Linked DNA regions of Homo sapiens: region 1 is linked to region 2. A link is a contact called in ENCODE Hi-C or POLR2A ChIA-PET data. All regions are on one chromosome and are shown on one strand. The core of a region is the stretch at or near the end of the contact, and the rest is flanking DNA. Distances in the headings are between cores, read along the strand shown. Region 1 has its middle 11 kb from the start of ARHGAP23. Region 2 holds the start of MRPL45 (mitochondrial ribosomal protein L45).

Region 1 (6,366 bases), core at 344-2,843, 120 kb after region 2:
ACTCCAGCCTGGGCAACACAGCGAGACTCTGTCTCAAATGTGTGTCATCTCTCTCTCTCTCTCTCTCGGCACTGATTATGATCATTATTATTATTATTATTATTTTTGAGACAGGGTATCTCTCTGTCACCCCGGCTGGATTGCAGTGGCAAGATCTCAGCTCACTGCAACCTCTGCCTCCTGGGTTCAATTCTCCTGCCTCAGTCTCCTGAGTAGCTGGGATTATAGGCGTCTGCCACCACGCCTGGCTAATTTTTGTATTTTTCGTAGAGACTAGGTTTCACCATGTTGGCCAGGCTGGTCTCGAACTCCTGACCTCAGGTGATCCGTCTGCCTCAACCTTCCAAAGTGCTGGGATTACAGGCGTGAGCCACCGTTCCTGGCCCCATGATCATTATTATTAGCGGGCTTTTTTTTTTTTTTTTTTTTTTTTTTTGCTGGGAGAGGGAAAGAGTCTCGCCCATCACCCAGGCTGGAGTGCAACAGCGCTATTGTAGCTCACTACAACTTCAAACTTCTGGGCTCAAGCCATCCTCCCACCTCGGCCTCCCAAAGTGCTGGGATTACAGGCGTGAGCCACTGTGCCCGGCCCTGTTAGCAGTATTTTGAAAACTAGGATTGAGATTCTTTTTGCCAAAGGCAGAGGAAGAATGAAAAGCTCCTCTTACCGGAGGCCGCAGAGGAGCGGGCTGTAGGGAAAAAGAGAGGAGGGAGCTTCCAGGTGGGGAAGGGCCCGGAGGCTGCTGGTGGCCGCGGGCAGAGCTGGGTGAGTCATTGGGCTTCTCCTGCCACCTAGTGGCTCCTCAGGGCTAAGCCACCCTGCTGTTCCCTCAGGTCCCCTCGGTGGTGGTGGGGTGAGGCCGCACTTAAATATTCCTAAACACGGTGTCTCCAGTCCTCTTCTGTTAGCCCATTAAACGCCCTGCCCTTTCAGGGACCCTGGCCCATGAGGCATCCCTCACCTGGCCCTGGTGTGTGGGACACGACCCCCTCCTCCAGGTGGAGGGAGAGCGAGAAGCCTTTGTTCTCCTGGCTCCGGGGCAGAGTTGGGGGGCCGAGGCGGACACCTGGGGACGGTGGATGCCACGTTCATGCACCCCGCCCCCGCTTGCTTGATGGCTGCTCATGGGAGAGACTGGGGCCCGGGACCATGTCCGTGTCTGCTGCGGGTTCTAGTTAATTCTATAAATAGGCACTATTTTGTGCAGGGTCCGGGTTAGGGCTCTCCTGAACCTTCCCATCTCACCTTCTCGGAGGACTTTGCCTTTTTGTCTCCAGTATGGAGAGGGTGCGGACAGAGACCGGCCGCCCGAGGCCTGAGAGCCGGATGGGGCCTCTCCTCATGCCCCTCCCTCTGAGGAGGCTGCCTGGAGTGATGGCCTGGTTGCATCATGCCCTACTCCTGCCTATTAGGTGGCTGTGACTACTGGGGAGGGGTCTGGCCCTGGGTGAGGGGCTTCAGGAGGAGGCTGAGGGTCCTCATGAAGGGGCCACACGTTGGCTGTGAATCAAGGTCAGGCGTCCTGCCCTGCTGCCCACTGCCCTCCCCGCCCCTGACACCCACTTCTCTCTCGGGGCCCTGCAGCCTCAGCTGCACCAGGCCAGGATTGCATCATTCTTGGCTTTGTTCTCAGAGCAGCAGGTGCAGGAGTGGGGCCTGCCACCCGCCGCCCCCCTCCTTCCCTCTCATCTCCTTCCACTCCCTCCTGGGTAATCCCCCTCCTTCCTCCCTTCCTAGGCCCATGGCACCCCGGGAGTTGTCTGCCTTACCCGTGGCTCTTAGCTCCCTTTCTACCTTCTCCCTGTTCCCCAGGGAGCCCTGGAGGCTACCGAGGTGGAAGGAAGTAGACTGGGGGGCAGGGATGAGCACCAGGCTGGAAACCGCCATTCTTCACCTCTAGCCCCCAACTGGCTGAAAGCAGGTGCCACCCGCAAAGGGAACACCCGGTTGTAGCCAGGGTATAGCCTCCTAGAATTTGGGGACAAGGTCAGAAATCGTCACCTGCTGAACTAAAACTAATAATAATCAACATAAAATGAATTAATTCAGCCCTTTGTAGAAGGCACTTAACTTTTTTTTTTTTTTTTTTTTTTGTGAGATGGAGTCTCGCTCTGTCACCCAGGCTGGACTGCAGTGGCACAATCTCGGCTCACTGCAACCTCCGCCTCCCAGGTTCAAGAATTTCTCCTGCCTCAGCCTCCCTAGTAGCTGGGATTATAGGCATGTGCCATCACGCCCAGCTAATTTTTTGTAATTTTGGTGGAGACGGGGTTTCACCTTGTTGGCCAGGCTAGTCTCGAACTCCTGGCCTCAGGTGATCCGCTAGCCTCGGCCTCCCAAAGTGCTGGGATTACAGGCGTGAGCCACCACACCCTGCCGGTGCTTAACTTTTATTGATCACTTCTGTGCCCACCAGTAGACCGAGCATTTTAGACTCACATTCTCATGTCATCTTTCAACAGCTCTGTGAGGTGGTGCGGTTAGCATGTCTGGTTTACAGATAAGGGAGCTGCAGGGCAGAGAGGTCAGAACACTTGCCCAAGACTGCGCGAATATTAAATGGCAGGTCTGGGAGGTGAGTCCTGGTCTGCCTCCCTCTTGAAGCCTCTGGAAGAGATGGTTGGAAAATTCGATGCTGACCCACCCGGAACATTTTTTTTAAACCCCTAAAAGATTGTTTTTGGCCAAGACACTCATCAAGAGATAAGTATCTTATTTTAACTTTATCAAAGAGATAGAATAAATAACAAATATCCATGGAAGCCTGGGCTACATACTGAGACCCCGTCTCTAAAAAAATAAAAAATTAGCCAGGCATGGTGGCATGCACTTGTAGTCCCTGCTGCTCAGGCTGAGGTGGGAGGATCATTTGAGCCTGGGAGGTGGAGGCAGCAGTAAGTGGTGATTGCACCACTGCACTCCAGCCTGGGCTCATATCAAATGAGCCCTGCCCCTCTCCACACTGCTGTACCTCTGAGGCAACATTGTTGCTGAAGGTTCTGGTCCCTGTGGGATGTAGAAGAAGAGAAGCACTGGGGGATCCAGCCTGCCAGGGAGGAGGGAGGACTGGGGGACTGCACTTGTGGACCCTGCAGGCTGGCACAGAGACTGTGGGTGGTACTATCCCTTCCTTATTCAGGAACTCTGCTTGTGAATCTTCCTGCAGTGTTCAAGGTGTGTTGATAAGATAGCATTGGGTTTAGCAATCTAGCCACCATGACTTTGGCTAGTAGGAGTTTACTCCTGAGAGCCAGATTAGCATCTCTGAGGACAGACAGTCCCTGATCTTGCAAAGCCCAACACCAGACCCTAGGCCTGGCCAAGCAACAGCTATTTGAAGGCCCAGCATGGGTGGCTACCGCCGCCACCACCTTCTTGTTCTCACTTCCTCAGCACTGAAAGAGAACCTGAGGGAAACCAACTGGAGAGAATGGAGCCTGGCTTCCACAGCCAGGGCCCTGCTACACCACAGCCCGGGAGAGTGCGGCTCAGGGCGAGGGGCAGGCTTGCTGGCTGACACTCTTCTCTGTCTCCAGTCTCTTTAGCTCAAGACAGACTCCGTCTGAAGGGACAAAGGGCCCCATTGACCTCATAGCCTTGTGACCCCACCCAAGTCTGTCCCTCCCTCCCCAGGCAGCCAGCAGGGTCCTTGAGTAGCAGACAGGAGCCACAAGGCCGCTGGGAGGGCACTGGCGGGGAAGCCAAGAGAGGCGGCAGCCAGCTGGTCAGGGAAAACTGGGAGTGCGTGGGCAGTGCCCACCAGATTGCCACCAGGGGAGGCCAAGGATGAGGGCTCCGGGTACTCCTGGCTGTAGTCCCAGGAGCAAAGCAGCAAATACCCTGCAGGGCCACAGCATGGGAGGCTGGGGGAGTCCAACTTCAGCCCCAAAATGGGCTGCCCGGAGCTCAGGGCCTCCCTGGCCCACATTCCTGTCTCCCTGCCCCCAACATGCCCCCCACACCCAGCCTATAAAGCCCCCTTTGTCTGAGCCACTGAGGATCTTAACTCTCCCCATCTCAGCTTCCCACCCCCTCTCCCTCATCCTCTGGTGCCTAACAAAGAGGCCAGGGCTCAGTGAGAAGTGGTGAAGCCACCTTCATGCCAGCCTGGGCATTGGCCCAGGGGGTGTGGGCAGCCAGTGCCTGTAAACCAATGCCTCCACCCCACCGCCCACCTCGGGGCAGGTTAATTTCCACCCTTGTCCACTGGGGATTGCGTACCCCTGCCCAGGGCAGCGTGCCCACCTCTCACATGACCATTTATGTGATGCCCCTCTCAGTTTGTCCTGCCCTGTCAGATGCAGAACAGAGGGCAGTGGGTGGTCAGGAGCCACACCTGATGGAGGGTGTCAGAGAGCGAAGGTGTCTTTTTGCCATCTCCTTGGTCTTCACCAGAGTGGGCGGCCCCGCTGCCCACACATTATGTTCTCCAGTAGTATCTGGGGGTTCAGATCCCCCTTCTCTGGGAGTGGATAAACAGATCAGCCCCCTCCTCCTGCTTGGCAAGTGCCAGGAACATGGCTCACTGGGTGGGCAACAGGAATCCCCATCTCTTTTTCCCACACCCAGCCAAGGGCCTCAGAACACCTTCAACTATAGGCTGGACGTCGGCAACAGCTCCCTGTTCCCACAGCGATCTCGAGGTGGGGGTGGCACAGTGTCTCCCTGAGTCCCAGTGCTCTGGGTGTCTCTGGCCTGCTGTCAGTCACCCCCTGCAGCGGGTCGTCAGCTTGGGAGGCAGTTGGTCTGGGATCAACTGGGATCAGCTCTGTTGCCAAGGTGCGGTGAGACCGCTGGCAAGCCACTCTCTGGCCCCTGTAGCATGAGAGTAGGGTCCTTCCGACTCCGATGAGCCTCAGGAATGAGGAAAGCGGCTTCGCTTGCAGGGGTCTCCTCTCCCCTAGCAGCGCCCCCAGGACGGGCAGAACAGGGGGTGCCGGAGCGGGCTAGCCAGGGATGTGCGAGGGTCGGGTGCGCGTTGTGTGTGTGTTCGAGTGTGTGTGCCCCCACGTGCGTGCGTGCGATTGTGCGGTTGCCTGTGAGCGCGTGTGCTCGCCGGTGCGCGGTGCTGCCACGGGCCGGGCGGGGTGAGGAGGGGAGGGGGCGGGCGGAGGGGCGGGGCCGGCGGGGCGGGGCGGTGCGGGGAGGGGGCTCGAGCGCTGACACCAGCCGCTACTTGCGCTTGGCGGTCGCCGGGTGCAGCTGCCCGGACAGGGCGCATGGAGGGGCCGCCTCCCCCTGCGCCCCCCGGGGCCGGCGCGGCGAGGACGGCATAGCAGGGCCCAGCATGGAGCAGGTGAGCGGGCGCCGGGCGTGGGTGCGCGGCCGAGAGGGGAGAGAGAGCTGCGGGCGTTGTGACCCGGCGAGGTGGGCGCGCCGAGCGCCGAGGGCCGCCACCGAGGGAGGGGTTGGGGCATTGGAGCTCCGGGCGGAGCGGGGGCTCTGGGGGAGGGATGGGACTGATGTGACACAGAGCTCACACACACACACACACACACACACACACACACGAGTACTCCCTTATCACTGACACCTAGGAAGGCGTGTGCAGAGGGCACCTCTCTCCCCACCCCCTTTCCAGAAAGAGATCACCCACACGGAGAAACCCCCATCCCCACTTGGTAAGGGTACAGCCCCTGCTCCCTGAACCCAGGCCCAAGGAGGCTACAGACTCTGCAGAATGAAGGAGTGGGTGGGCTCTGTGCCATATGACTACTGGTTCGTTGACCCCCAGTCCCTCCTGGTGGGACCTCAAGATACGCCGGTCCCCTCCCCCTACACATCAAGGGGTTTCTTCCAGCCCGGCTCCCCTCCTTTCCCAGTCACAGCAGCTGCAGCAGCTGCTGCCACCATTTCATGTCAGTGAAAAGATGGGGTGGGCTAAGAGGCTTTCTCCAAATGCACCCCAAAGGCAGAGCTGCAGCCCCAGCCAGGTTTTGGGAGGGGGGTGCTGCCTTCCTTTCACACAGGCTCCATCAGAATACACTGAGTGTGGGCTGGGCTCAGTGGGCGGGGATGAAGACCCCCTCTGGTCAGAGTTCTCATTCCCTGCACGGAGCTCAGCAAATCCCAGACAGGCTGGACCAGTCCCCTTCAGTGAGCAAGGGGCTGTATCCTGACTTGCAGCCCCCTGATCTAAGAGAAGCCAGCAGCCTGATGGGGGGCAGAGCGAGGGGGCTGCTCCAGGGGTTGCCTTACTCCCTTCCCAACCCCCACTTGGGGTGAGGTCTCAGGTGGGGTCTGGAGAGGCGGGATAGGTTTTCTATTTGGGACACACCTTTCAGTGCTCAGCCGCCCTAACTCCCTTCTTTTCCTGGCCCAAGTTCTTTGGGGCTGTTCTGCCTAAAGCAGTGGCTGGGGGCCCT
Region 2 (6,927 bases), core at 4,217-6,716:
AATTAACTAAAGCTCAGTTGAGAATATTTCTTAGAAAGTCAGGATCCTTGTTTCTTCTACAGCACCTTATTTTGGACAATTCACTTATTTTGCTCTCCATAGTCTCACTTTAGGGAAGGGAAGTACAATATAAATACATGGCAAGCCTAGTACTTGCTCCAATTCTAGTATCATATTGTTTAGAATTGGGTTCTTCCCAGTTCTCCAGAAGAATTTTCCTGGTTCAAATCAGCTGTGCTTCTCCTAGAAAGTAGGTCACTACGCAGAATTTCTGAAGTTTCCATCTCTGATGTCATCTGCCACTGGGAGGGGAAAAAATGTAAGTGTGTGCTCCACTGCTTACATAGGAAGAGTCTCATTCTCTTTGGTCTCCATTTATTTTATTTATTTATTTTTTGAGACAGAGTCTCACTCTGTCACCCAGGCTGGAATACAGTGGCACAATCTTGGCTCACTGCAGCCTCTGCCTCCCAGGTTCAAATGATTCTCATGCCTCAGCCTCCCAAGAAGCTGGGACTACAGGCTCATGCCACCACGCCCAGCTGATTTTTGTAATTTTAGTAGAGATGGGGTTTCACCATGTTGGCTAGGCTGGTCTCGAACTCCTGGCCTCAAGCAATCCGCCTGCCTCAGCCTCCAAAAGTGCTGGGATTAGAGGTGTGAGCCACCACACCCAGCCCTCTTCGGGCTCCATTTAGAAATTTCAATACGACAACAAGGGATTCCAGTAACCCACTTCACTGGGAAAAACAGGAAATCAACTTTTCCTTCTGCCTCATTATATTTCTTTTTCTTTTCTTTTCTTTTTTTTTTTTTTTGAGATGGAGTGTCGCTTTTTCGCCCAGGCTGGAGTGCAGTGGCCAGATCTCTGCTCACTTCAAGCTCCGCCTCCTGGGTTCATGCCATTCTCCTGCCTCAGCCTCCTGAGTAGCTGGGACTACAGGCGCCTGCCACCGCGCCCGACTAATTTTTTGTATTTTCAGTAGAGATGGGGTTTCCGTGTTAGCCAGGATGGTCTCGATCTCCTGACCTCGTGATTCACCCGCCTCGGCCTCCCAAAGTGCTGGGATTACAGGCGTGAGCCACCGCGCCCGGCCTGCCCCATCATATTTCAACTGGAATTCTTCACATCTGCTTATTGTATAAATAAATATTGGAGTGTCTACTATGTGCAAGAGTGTTCTTTGCCAAGACTGAGCCCCTAACAATCGATTCCTTCCTCTACTTGCACAATGAGTTCTCTTCTCTTGCTCCCATCATCGTGACAAGATCTTTTTATCTTGCTTTTTCTGAAATGTGAATTACTAAGATTGTAGGATTAAGAAATACCCTTTTTGGCTGGGCACGGTGGCTCATGCCTGTAATCCCAGCACTTTAGGAAGATGAGGCAGGTGGATCACCTGAGGTCAGGAGTTCGACACCAGCCTGACCAACACGGTGAAACCCCATCTTTACTAAAAATAGAAAAAATTAGCCAGGCTTGGTGGCGGGCACCTGTAATCCCAGCTACTTCGGAGGCTGAGGTAGGAGAATCACTTGAACCTGGAGGCCGACGTTGCAGTGAGCCGAGATCGTCCCACTGTACGCCAGCCTGGGCAACAAAGTGAAACTTCATCTCAAAAAAAAAAAGAAAGAAAAGAAATATCCTTTTGGTGTTACTTCTCTAACAGACAGCTCCCAATTTTCTTCTTTTTTTTTTTTTTTTTTTTTTTTGGGGGGGATTGAGTTTTGCTCTTGTTGCCCAGGCTAGAGTGCAATGGCATGATCTCGGCTCACCGCAACCTCCACCTCCCGGGTTCAAGCAATTCTCCTGCCTCAGCCTTCCGAAGAGCTGGGATTACAGGCGCCCGCTACCACGCCCAGCTAATTTTTTGTATTTTTAGTAGAGACGGGGTTTCTCCATGTTGGTCAGGCTGGTCTTGAGCTCCTGACCTCAGGTGATCTGCCTGCCTCAGCCTCCCGAAGTGCTGGGATTACACGCGTGAGCCACTGTGCCTGGCCAGCTCCCAATTTTCCATGAAGCTGATGAGGTAGGAAGATATGAATTTTCCAAAACAGTAGCTCATCAAACAACAACAAAACTAACTTATAGCTCATCTCTAAGCAATTAAATGATATTGACTCCCCTATCATTATTTCATCCAGGCTGATATGGAACAAGTTTGTATTAACTGAGAAACTGATCAGAGGGTGGGCAGAGATGATCTGGGATGTGTTGGCTACTGTGTGAGGCTAACATAAAACTCAATGGTGGAGGAAGTAATCTAAGATAAATTATATTAATGTTCTGCATTAATCAATAATCTTGGCCAGGCGCGGTGGCTCACGCCTGTAATCCCAGAACTCTGGGAGGCCGAGGCAGATGGATCACCTGAGGTCAGGAATTAGAGATCAGCCTGGCGATGTGGTGAAACCCTATCTCTACTAAAAATACAAAAATTAGCCAGGCATAGTGGCAGGCACCTGTAATCCCAGCTACTCGGGGGACTGAGGCAGGAGAATCGCTTGAACCCAGGGGGCAGAGGTCGCAGTGAACTGAGATCGAGCTATTGCACTCCAGCCTGGATGACAGAGTGAAACTGCATCTGAAAAAAAACAAAAAAACAAACAAAAAAAACACCTCTCATCCATGGAGTAAACTTTCCTCACTTTGGTTGGGAATACCAGTAAAAATAATTCATGTTTTGGCCGGGCACGGTGGCTCACCCCTGTAATCCCAGCAATTTGAGAGGCCGAGGTGGGCGGATCACCTGAGGTCAGGAGTTTGAGACCATCCCGGCCAACATGGTGAAACCCCATCTCTACTAAAAATACAAAAAATTAGCTGGGCGTGGTGGTGGGCACCTGTAATCCCAGTTACTTGGGAGGCTGAGGCAGGAGAATCACTTGAACCCGAGAGATGGAGGTTGCAGCGAGCCAAGATTGCGCTATCGCATTCCATCCTGGCTGACGAGTGAAAACTGTCTCAAGAGAAAAAAAAAATCATGTTTTATTTTCTAGGGATTAGAGTAGGTGGACAGGAGTCTGTTAAATAATCAGATATAGCTTATTTAAATGCTTAATAACATATATTCTATTTTTTTCTTTTTTCTTGTTTCCCTATGCTTCTATAGGCACTGAATAGCTCTGTTGCCCAGGCTGGAGTGCAGTGGTGGGATCTTGGCTTACTGCAACCTCTGCCTCCTGGACTTAAGCCATCCTCCCACCTCAGCCTCCCCAGTAGCTGGGGCCACCATGCCCAGCTATTTTTTTTTTTTTTTTTTTTTGAGACGGAGTCTTGCTCTGTCGCTCAGGCTGGAGTTCAGTGGCACAATCTCGGCTCACTGCAAGCTCCGCCTCCCAGGTTCACTCCATTCTCCTGTCTCAGCCTCTGGAGTAGCTGGGACTACAGGCGTCTGCCACCATGCCCGGCTAATTTTTTTTGTATTTTTAGTAGAGACGGGGTTTCACCATGTTAGCCAGGATGGTCTCAATCTCCTGACCTCGTGATTCGCCTGCCTCGGCCTCCCAAAGTGCAGGGATTACAGGTGTGAGCCACCGCACCCGGCCTAATTTTTTAATTTTTTTGTAGAGATAGGGTTTTGCCATATTGGGCAGGCTGGTCTTGAACTCCTGGACTCAAGGGATCTAACCCACTTCCGCCTCTCAAAGTGCTGGGATTACAAGTGTGAGCCACCCCACACGACCCCACATACTCTTCAACACATACATACAGCACTAATTTCATGTCACTATTAATGTGTCGTGCTATAGGTTCAATACTGTGGCTGGAACTTGTAGGGAAATACTTACCACATAAGAATGTACGATATAGCTGCGAAGTCAAGCTTTAAAAAACGCCTGTAATCCTTGCACTTTGGGAGGCCGAGGTGGGCGGATTGCCGGAGCTCAGGAGTTGGAGACCAGCCTGGGCAACACGGTGAAACCTCGTCTCTACTAAACTAGAAAAAATTAGCCGGGCATGGCAGCGTGCACCTGTAATCCCAGTTACTCTGGCGGCTGAGGCAGGAGAATCGCTTGAACCTGGGAGGCAGAGGTTGCAGTGAGCCGAGATTGTGCCACCGCACTCCAGCCTGGGTGACAGAGTGAGACTCCGTCTCCAAAAACAACAACAACACGTGATCTCCAAACCCAAAAGTAATCTTTCAGTTCTTCTGATAGTCCCCAGCACTTTGCTTCGACCTTTGTAGCAATTCTACTTCAGCCTGAAATTTCTTGTATGTACAGCCTGTAGCTCCTAACTTATTGCAAAATATTGTAGATGAGAACTCTGTAAGCTGTAATTGGCAGAATAATAACCAACGGCTAAGTGTGGAAAGTGTCTGCCTTTCAGCAACGTTTACACTACTGAATTTACCAGGGTGATCCCAACATCACGAATCCTTTAACAACTTAACATGAAGCAGCACGTAGCAGTTACCTGCATGGGTTCTGGAATTAGACTGCTTAGATTCAAATCTCGGTTCTGCCAGTTATCATCTATCTAACCTTAAGTAAATTACGTAATTGCTCTGTGACTCCTTTCCGAAATGACAAATCACAAATGTTTTTGTCAATTCACGTGTCTTCTGCTTTAGTAAACATAGTAGAAGACAGTAGTCAATCTCTTTTTTTGTTTTTTTTTGAGACAAAGTCTTTCTCTGTCACCGACGCTGGAGTGCAGTGGCGGGATCTCGGATCACTGCAGCCTCCGCCTCCTGTGTTCGAGGGATTCTCCTGCCTTAGCCTCCCAAGTAGCTCAGACTACAGCCGCCTGCCACCAAGCCCGGCGCTCTCTTGCTGGCGCATGACAACCGTGCGTTCCACCCTACGACTAATTTTTTTTTTTTTTTTTTAGACGGAGTCTAGCTCTGGCTGGAGTCAGTGGCGCGATCTCGGCTCACTGCAACCTCTGCCTCCTGGGTTCAAGCGATTCTCCTGCCTCAGCCTTACAAGCAGCTGGGACTACAGGCGTGTGCCACCACGCCCGGCTAATTTTTGTATTTTTAGTAGAGACGGGGTTTCGTCATTTTGGCCAGGCTGGTCTCGAACTCCTGACTTCAGGTGATCCACCGGTCTCGGCCTCCCAAAGTGCTGGGATTACAGGCGTGAGCCACCGCGCCCGGCCTCCTTTTCCTTTTTTAACTAATGGAATAAACGGCAATGTGCCAAGCATACAGCAATGCCCATTCCCCGGCCTTCAGAAAGCCTCGGGCGCAGGCGCAGCTCGCGTTCAAGCGCTCTCTCGCTGGCGGGGGACAACAGTTCGTTCCACCCTACGCCCAACGTTGTCTCCCTGCGCACGCGCGGCCGTACTCCGCCCTCCTTACTCCACCCTCCCCCACTCCCGCGAGCACGTGCGCGTCCTCGCTGCTCACATTTCGGCGGAGGGCGCGCTCCCTGGAAAATTCCACTCCTGTGCTAGCTCCACCCTATGCGGCTTTTCTCCTACCCGACGCTCTTCACTCTCAGCTCCCTTCCCGGCGGCCTTTGCGGGAACAAGATGGCAGCCCCCATACCTCAAGGGTTCTCTTGTTTATCGAGGTTTTTGGGCTGGTGGTCTCGGCAGGTGGGTAGGGACGGGGCCGATAGGACCCTAGGGGCTACAGGAGAGGACAGAGTCGAGGGAAATACTCTCTGTGCAATTGTCCTTGGTGAGCTGGGACAATACGAGTCATACCTAGGCCGGGGAAGAGGCTTAGGTGGACAGGACCTAGCTGCGGAGCTCAGTGGTCGAATGGGGATAGCCTAGACAGGGCCATGAGAGCGAGTGAATTAACGGATATTAAGTTTTTCCGGATTGGTTTGGGTCTGTCTGGCGAGGAGATATTAAAGGAGAGACAAGTAATGGGTTGGAAGGTGGACTCCCTAATCTTCGATTCTTATAAGTGAACTACGTTGAAGAGTAGCCGAAAATGAGGGCGTCCCATATTGTCACTGCCCCGTCTGAGCAAACCTCATGATCAGAGAGAAAAGATCTCCTGATCTTTCGAGGGTTTATTGGTCAGTTGGGTGCTAAAACGACAGAATAAAGTTTACAGCGAGACTCCCGATAGGATGAGCAAAATATCACGAGTACATATGGAGCAGATGCCTACAAGAGGACTTTGCTTATGCTTTAAGCATAGCATTCAGGGCCCGGCGCGGTGGTTCACACTTGTAATCCCAGCACTTTGAAAGTCCGAGGCAGAAGGATGGCTTGAGCCCAGGAGTTCGAAATGAGCCTGGGCAACATATAAGACCTGGTCTTTACAAAAAAATTTTAAAATTAGCCAGATGCGATGGCGCACTCCTTAGTCCCAGCTACTTGGGAGGCTGCGGTGGGAGGATAGCTAGAGCCCAGGAGGTCAAGGCTGCAGTGAACCGTGATCGTGCCATCGCACTCTAGGCTAGCGATCTGCCTCAAAAAATAATAAAGAATAGTATTCTGCCCATTTCAGTATTGAGTTGGTGTTTCCCCATCACCATCAGTTTTTGAAACTTGCTTTGATCAACTCAGTATCCGTAGGAGTTAGCATAGTCCTGTACTGTGGGAAGTTCTAAAGGAAAGCCTTTAGTAAATGTGATGTTAATAAAGGTTGCTAACTGTCTTCTATTTAGAGACACCCATAAGTATTAAGGTCCTAATGCATTTTTTCCCTGTGATATTGTTTTATAATTGTTCCTGAAGCATTCTTTGGATATTCCCTCTCTATAGTGCTTTGCTTAGAGTTTGTAAAAGATAGTAGATCTTTTTTCTAGGTTCCTAACCTTTCCTTTACCTTCCAGCCAGTTCTGGTGACTCAGTCCGCAGCTATAGTTCCAGTAAGAACTAAAAAACGTTTCACACCTCCTATTTATCAACCTAAATTTAAAACAGAAAAGGAGTTTATGCAACATGCCCGGAAAGCAGGATTGGTTATTCCTCCAGAAAAATCGGACCGTTCCATACATCTGGCCTGTACAGGT

The links. A loop is a pair of places that touch in the nucleus more often than their neighbours do. ChIA-PET counts read pairs that join two places held with the same protein, here RNA polymerase II (POLR2A). Pooled maps may share reads with other maps.
Region 1: a pooled map shows a loop between it and region 2 (4-fold over the local background). The contact joins the enhancer-like site here to the promoter of MRPL45 in region 2. A Hi-C loop is called at or near these places in 3 of 50 pooled maps. POLR2A ChIA-PET finds 5 or more read pairs at or near these places in 4 of 52 experiments (IMR-90, OCI-LY7 and WTC11).

What each region holds. Positions count from the first base shown.
Region 1 is chr17:38,414,103-38,420,468 of GRCh38, forward strand. It overlaps a transcript of ARHGAP23 not described here. Among named protein-coding and RNA genes, the nearest start is that of ARHGAP23, 11 kb to the right of the region's middle. RefSeq lists enhancers at 1-668, 669-1,604, 1,484-1,778, 1,605-2,539, 3,828-4,377 and 2 more. Within about 2 kb of position 1,594, at least 10 of the 41 ENCODE cell types and tissues checked have a DNase peak (open chromatin) inside an H3K27ac peak, as active enhancers do; they include OCI-LY7, where a contact is called at or near this core.
Region 2 is chr17:38,291,702-38,298,628 of GRCh38, forward strand. It overlaps MRPL45 (mitochondrial ribosomal protein L45), which reads left to right and starts at 5,467. Exons shown (of 8, transcript NM_032351.6): 1 at 5,467-5,548; 2 at 6,748-6,925. The coding sequence starts at 5,483. It overlaps LOC105371760 (a long non-coding RNA gene), which reads right to left and starts at 3,904. Exons shown (of 3, transcript XR_934732.2): 1 at 3,793-3,904. RefSeq lists enhancers at 4,803-5,351, 5,352-5,902.